2 separate regions of the Homo sapiens genome follow, and region 2 is linked to region 1. The links are chromatin contacts, found by Hi-C or POLR2A ChIA-PET in ENCODE. All regions are on one chromosome and are shown on one strand. The core of a region is the stretch at or near the end of the contact, and the rest is flanking DNA. Distances in the headings are between cores, read along the strand shown.

Region 1 (2,895 bases), core at 271-2,770:
TTTACTGCACACTTGGTAGTGACAGTGGGATGGTCGTTCGTCCTGTGGTAAGTCCTTTTCCGTACTGAAGCGTAGGAGTGAAGATGGGCAGGTGATGTTTCCATGTGGGACCTGTGGTCTGAAGTGCTAAGTGAGGTAGACACTGGTGGGTGTGACTTTGTAGGTGTGACAGTAGGTGTGACTGTGGCTTGGGGAGGCTGGGGTCAGGAAGGCTTCCCCAGGGTGGGCAGAGGGCTGATGATGGCTGTGGCTTGTGTTTTCAGGCTGGTCCCATCTGGAGTGTTGTCCCTAGTCCAGTCTGGGGCCTGAATCATTTCTATCAGTGCCTAACCTAGAAACATCTGATTTCTCTAATCCTCTTGTTTGCTCTGACAGTCCCCCGACCGTTCCCACCTTTTCTTTCAGCTTATGTCCCCTGACGTAGCTTAGCACTTTTGTCATCACTGGAACACGGAAAGGTGATTTTCAGATGGAAGGGTAGGTGTGAATTTTTTTTTTTTTTTTTTTTTTTTTTTTTTTTTTTTTTTTTTTTTTTGGTAGGTGAACTCCAAGTGGCAGAGAGCCCACCTGGAAGTCAGCTGAGAGCTGGAGCTCTAAGTAAAGGCACTCTTGACAGGGCTCTGTCTCCTACTCTCGAACAACCAGGGAAGTGAATGGCAGCCGTTGGCCAGGAATTGATTGCATTAATTGATATGCCAATAAGAACGCTTGTTACATCCGCCATTGGTTAGGAGGCCAGCTAACAAGTCCGCTGATCAATGGCACCAATAAAGATTTCATCCATTAATGAGGAACGTGGTAATTAATGTTATCCATAAACCTATTAGCCTGGCTAGCTAATGCACTGGTTAGTGCCATGAGTGGCAGTGTGGAAAGTGGGCAGGGCATGGGTTGGGACTTAGGCAGGATCGTGGGCACCATCTTGGCAGGATCGTGGCCTCATCTTCAGGCAGGTTTATTCCAAACGTAAGCACATTTCAACCTCCTGGCAGAGAGAGAAGTCAGGCTGAGCCGGCTGGGCCCCAGGCTGGAGTATGGCTGAGCCCTGCTTTTGTCCCCCTACCTGCTGGGAGGAGACCAAGCCACGTTTTTCTCTTGCAGCTCCTCTGGCTGCAGAGCTTTCCCACGCAAGTCTCTCAGGGGCTGTTAGGGGCGTAAATGGAATGACTGAGTTCCCGGGTCATTCCAGTCCCAGCTGGGCACACTGTCCCCAGGGACACTCTCCGTCAGTGGCTCACACGCACTGCCCTGTGCTCCTGGAGGGCGGGCGTTGGCCTCTTCTGGGAACCATGAGTGAGTGGTAAAGTAATTAACATCCCCCACCCCCGGGCTTCATTAGGAAGAAAAATTTTGCTAGACGAAAGAAAGAAGGAGAAACAGATGATTTGAAGCTGTGCCTTTTTCCTTCCCCCCTGGTTTTTTGAAATGACATCAGTGGGTTGTTTGCCAAGCATAACCTGGCAGCCCGGCGCTCTGCCTGCCTGCCTGAGATTTCTGGGGACCGTGCAGCTCGCCAGCTCCAGCCGTGGCAGCATGCCAAGGTGACGTTCCGTGACTAAGCAGAAACGAGGGAAAGGGAAAGAGGGAGGAAGAAGGTATGTGTGGTTGGGGAGCTGGGGGAGAGAGTGGTCCTGGGTCTGGGCGTGGCATGGGGAGATGAGGAGGCATGTCTGGGGGCATCTGATCAGGAGGGCGGGCAAGAGGGGCAGGCACTGGCAGGCCAGGAGGTGTTCCAGTGGCATAGGGGGTGGGAGGGGGGGCACAGGGTGATGGCCGCAGACCCAGCCTGGGAGGCCGCCGAAGGGGTCTGACTTAGGAGGGAACCAAATGAGCCACAGTGAAGGTGACAGCCCAGAGGGCCTGGAACTGTTGAGGAGGAGGCTTAGGAAGCTTTTATCAGCATCAGGCCTGATACTCCACAGCGGAGTTTCCTTTGCATTGTTAGGTATTGACCCTCAGAGACCCCTTGTGGATTCCCTAATTGAAAATTAATACTAGATCAATGCCATGGGCAATTTGCATATTGATCATAAACAACTTTGAAGGCACCGAGTGTGCGGCAGATCAATAGGGCTCGTGAATAGGCTGCAGAGGGAGCACCTCCCAGTACAATGCGCTCCGAGAAAGGTTAATGATTTAGGAAGTTCCTAACTGCTTAGCGCAGGGAACAGCCCCCACACCACACAGCATCCCCAAGAGCAATTAGTGCCAGGCCTGAGCGCCTGCCCTCCATTCCCCCTCAGCACCCCCATCCCCAGGAGCGGAGGGAGGGCCACTGTGCTGGTGTGAGGCAAGGGGCTGGCGACCTGTGTTTTTACAGTTGCCTTTTTTGGTGATGGATGAAGTCTTGGGGCAGTTTATTCTGGGAAGCTACTGTAAAAGGCAGCAGCTAAGTTCAGGCTCCAATCATTGTCCTGACCCCTTCCCCAAAACACAGTTCTCCTGATGATGTGAATGGAATGAGATGGAGGAGGGGAGGAGCCTGGCTGCACCCAGCCTCCTCCCCCTCGGGCTTCAGATCAATGTGGAACCTACATTAACGTTTGCTTTAAGCCGTGATGGGTTTGGCCCTGGTTTGCTTCCTGTTCCATTCAGCTCTCATCTTTGGGCTTTTATGTCTTCGCCCATCGCTTACTCTCCCCTGCTTTGCGTCTGCTTGTTTTTGCTCTGGCTTTAGGCCTTGCCTTTTGGGGTGTCCCTGTTGGGTCCCCAGCAAGCCTGGAAAGGAATTCACTCCTCTGGGGAGATTCCCTTTACCTGCCACCCCTCCCCTTCTTTATCCTGGCCTCCATCCATCCCCTCTTTTCCCTTGGCTGCGGAAGCTGTGTGTGGATCAGCTGCCCTGGGGGTGCTCCGGGCTCACTTCTTAACATTGCAGCAAAACCTGGAACACTC
Region 2 (3,206 bases), core at 472-2,971, 240 kb before region 1:
TGGGGGGGTCCACACTCAACCCCACAACTTTCCCTCACCCCATCCTGCCTTTGCCCTGCCAGGTGCTCCAGTTCTAAACTCTTAAGTTTTCAGCCAGGAGCAGGGCCAGGACTCACCCGTGCCATGCCGGCTACATCCCTGCTAGAGCTAAGCTGTCTGCACCACCGCCCCAGCTCTACTTAGTACTATTAGTAGCTTGTTTTTCTAAGCCCTAAAATTCATTTTCTTTTCCCGCCTCGCTTCCAGAAAAATAAATAAAAGTGAACACATCACTCATTTAAGACGAGGAATGGAATTTAGGTTGCGTTTTTCTTTCTATTTTTATGATTAGTTAGAATTTTCCTGGGAACGCCGCCAGGAGGGCATTATGGTGAGATAATGTCCTGTATTTAATCAGCGCTGTAATGGCGAACTGTATTCTGTGGGGAGAGGCCGAGTTCACTCATCCTTCTCCGTGCTGTCTGTTTGCAGGAGACGACCGGTTAGCCCAAGATGAAGACAAGGCCGAGAAATGGCTGGGCTCCAGGCTTGTGTGACAGCCCGAGAGTGGACAGGGCGCAGCTATGACTCCATCTCTTCTTACAGGACCTGGAAGCTCTGAGAGCCCTGGAACCCCCAAAAGAGCTGAGCGAAAGGGGCCCTCAAACGGACCAAAGTGATCAGCTGTGGTTCTGCATCTGCCAGACTTTTTCAGGGTCGTCCCCTGTGGCTTTCAGACGTCTGTTGGCCTGGGCACACTTCTGGCTTTCAATATGCATCTTTCCCCTTTGCAACCCAAACACGATGTGCAAAGGGTGGCACGTGGCCTTTGAGTGAACCTGGAAGTCAACGCCAGGTAGGACCGGATCATTCCCTTACCTCTGCATGCGCGTGGTCGTCCAGAGTTTCCCGAAAACCTCTGCTGGAGGTGAGGGCTCGTGGTTTGCAGCTGTCGGGGTTGTTCTTGTTTTCAGAGTTCTTTGATCCATTGCTGAAGAATGAAGGGATCTCTGGGAGGGGTCAAATAGCAAAAGGATATGTTAGAGAGATGTTTGAAAGGATGGAAGAAAACAAGGGCCCGAAGAAAAAGGAGAAGGGATTTCACCTCCAGGAAGGGCACACAGAGCATAAACGAAGGGATACAGGTTGGCTTTTCTCTGCAACTAGCATGGGTGGCTGGGAAAACAGGAGCGCGTGGGACACACACAGCCTCTCAGATTTACTGTTGTCCCTATTAAACTCCGGGTCTGCATGAGCCGTCTGTTCAGGTAAGGGCAGTGGAGAGCACAGGATGCCCCAAGCAACCCATAAATAGCAGGGTGAAGACAAAGTGTTTATTACTTAGCCTCATGAAGCCCATATAAGCGCTCTCCCAGAGCGCGAGAGAGCAAGAGCATGTGTAAGCCAGCCCGCGTGTGTGTCCCGGGAGTGGGAGCCCCAGACACGGCGTTCGCGCTCGGCTTGATTCTATGAAGGCGTCTATTTGATGGAACGTACTGGAACAGTTCATAGCCAGCCCAGCAAACCTTGTGTGGAGACAGAGCTTGCTTTTTCTCTTTCCTTTTCCTGTTTGCAGTGAGAATGAGGCCTTTCTCTCCCCGGCCCTTTGCTCTCCCCACAGTTGTCTCACGAGGTCACTTCCTGCTGACAGGCTCCTTTCAGTGCAAGGTTTGGATGGAAACAATACTCCGTTTTCTGGGGGACTGGTGAGGCTCTGGGCCTCACCAGGCTGTCTTAAACTTAAATGGGATATTGTTTCAGTAGGGCTGACAGTTTCTTCAGACAACTGGCTCTATGTGATGCAAGACTTTATCCTTTTTTGTGTGTGCATGTGTAAATATATATATGGTATCTTCATACCATCAACACGCAGTGGCAGAAAGGTGGCTTATGATCATGATGTTTGCTTTCAAGTCTGGTTCAACTACGCACTAGCTGCGTGTTCTTGGGCAAGTTACTAAGTGACTTTCCCTTTTTAGCTGGGCATTAGTGTCCTTAATTCACACTAGCCTGTCTATAAGAAATCTTCGAGCTCAAACATTCGTTGATTCTGTGATTGCAAGACACTACATCACTATGTTCAACAATGAACTTAAAAGCACTTTCTCTGAATAGCTAATATATCGGCAGAACCAATTTCTAAGAGCAGTTAAGGATATGTGCTGAATGTTCTGTTGAATATCCTGAATACTGAATGTATTGGTTTGCTAAGGTGAGGGGAAAGTAGAAGAGACCTATGTCATCACATTCTAGCGTCTCGAAATACCCTTATAGATATTCTCAGGGTTTTCAGCTACAGTGATCCTTGTGGCCATTGGATAGTATTTTGAAAATTAAGTGGCACTGTCAAATGCTATATTTTGCGAATTTCTGAATGAAGACTCAGCTCGACAAACTCTTTCATCCCATGAAGATCGTAAAATAAATGAATGCAATTCACCACAACTAAGGTTAACTATTTGGGGTCATAATATCAAATATCAGGGTCCTCAGAGGAAACTGACAGGATAAAGATGGGATTGAGCAAGGCTCAGTCTCTGAGATGCTAGGGACCATTTGACATAGCCAACCTCAGGCTACTGCTGGCCAGCTCTGCAGAAGTGTCGCCAGCACAGGAGTGTGTGCTGGCCTTCGAGGAAGGTAAGTCCCTGGCTGATCCAAGAAAGAGGGATTCCCTGGGGTTCCGCCAATAGGCACAGTGGGAATCACAGCCCTGCAGCCACTGAAAGCCATTGCCAACTCCTTTGTTGATCTCCATAAGGTTGTCTCTCCCAGGCTTACTGCCAATGCCCCTTTTGGAAAAGCGTGACACTGCTGGCTGCCTGATTAGTGGTCTTTACTGCTTTTTTTTTTTTCCCCGCTTTCTTTTTTTTTTTTTCCGAGACGGAGTCTCACTCTGCCGCCCAGGCTGGAGTACAGTGGCGTGATCTCCACTCACTGCAAGCCCCACCTCCCGGGTTCATGCCATTCTTTTGCCTCAGCCTCCCGAGTAGCTGGGACTACAGGCACCCGCCACCATGCCTGGTTAATTTTTTGTATTTTTAGTAGAGACGGGGTTTTACCGTGTTAGCCAGGATGGTCTTTATCTCCTGACCTTGTGATCCGCTAGCCACAGCCTCCCAAAGTGCTGGGATTACAGGTATGAGCCACCATGCCTTGCCTTTTTTTTTTTTTTTTTTCAATATGGGATCTTACTCTGTCTCCCAGGCTGGAGTACAGTGGTGCAA

What was found. Hi-C counts contacts between places; a loop is a spot of excess contacts on that map. ChIA-PET counts read pairs that join two places held with the same protein, here RNA polymerase II (POLR2A). Pooled maps may share reads with other maps.
Region 2: a map of ascending aorta shows a loop between it and region 1 (3-fold over the local background). The contact joins the promoter of HCCAT5 here to the enhancer-like site in region 1. A Hi-C loop is called at or near these places in 1 of 168 maps with a recorded cell type or tissue (ascending aorta) and 5 of 50 pooled maps. POLR2A ChIA-PET finds 5 or more read pairs at or near these places in 3 of 52 experiments (HepG2, WTC11 and activated naive CD4-positive, alpha-beta T cell).

The regions. Positions count from the first base shown.
Region 1 is chr16:72,847,501-72,850,395 of GRCh38, reverse strand. All of the region lies in intron 4 of ZFHX3 (zinc finger homeobox 3), which reads left to right. Among named protein-coding and RNA genes, the nearest start is that of ZFHX3-AS1, 180 kb to the right of the region's middle. Within about 2 kb of position 1,520, at least 28 of the 41 ENCODE cell types and tissues checked have a DNase peak (open chromatin) inside an H3K27ac peak, as active enhancers do; they include ascending aorta, where a contact is called at or near this core.
Region 2 is chr16:73,090,864-73,094,069 of GRCh38, reverse strand. HCCAT5 (hepatocellular carcinoma associated transcript 5) reads right to left here and starts at 1,721. Exons shown (of 3, transcript NR_027756.1): 1 at 1,085-1,721; 2 at 859-989; 3 at 296-606. It also overlaps a transcript of ZFHX3 not described here. RefSeq lists enhancers at 116-616, 617-1,117.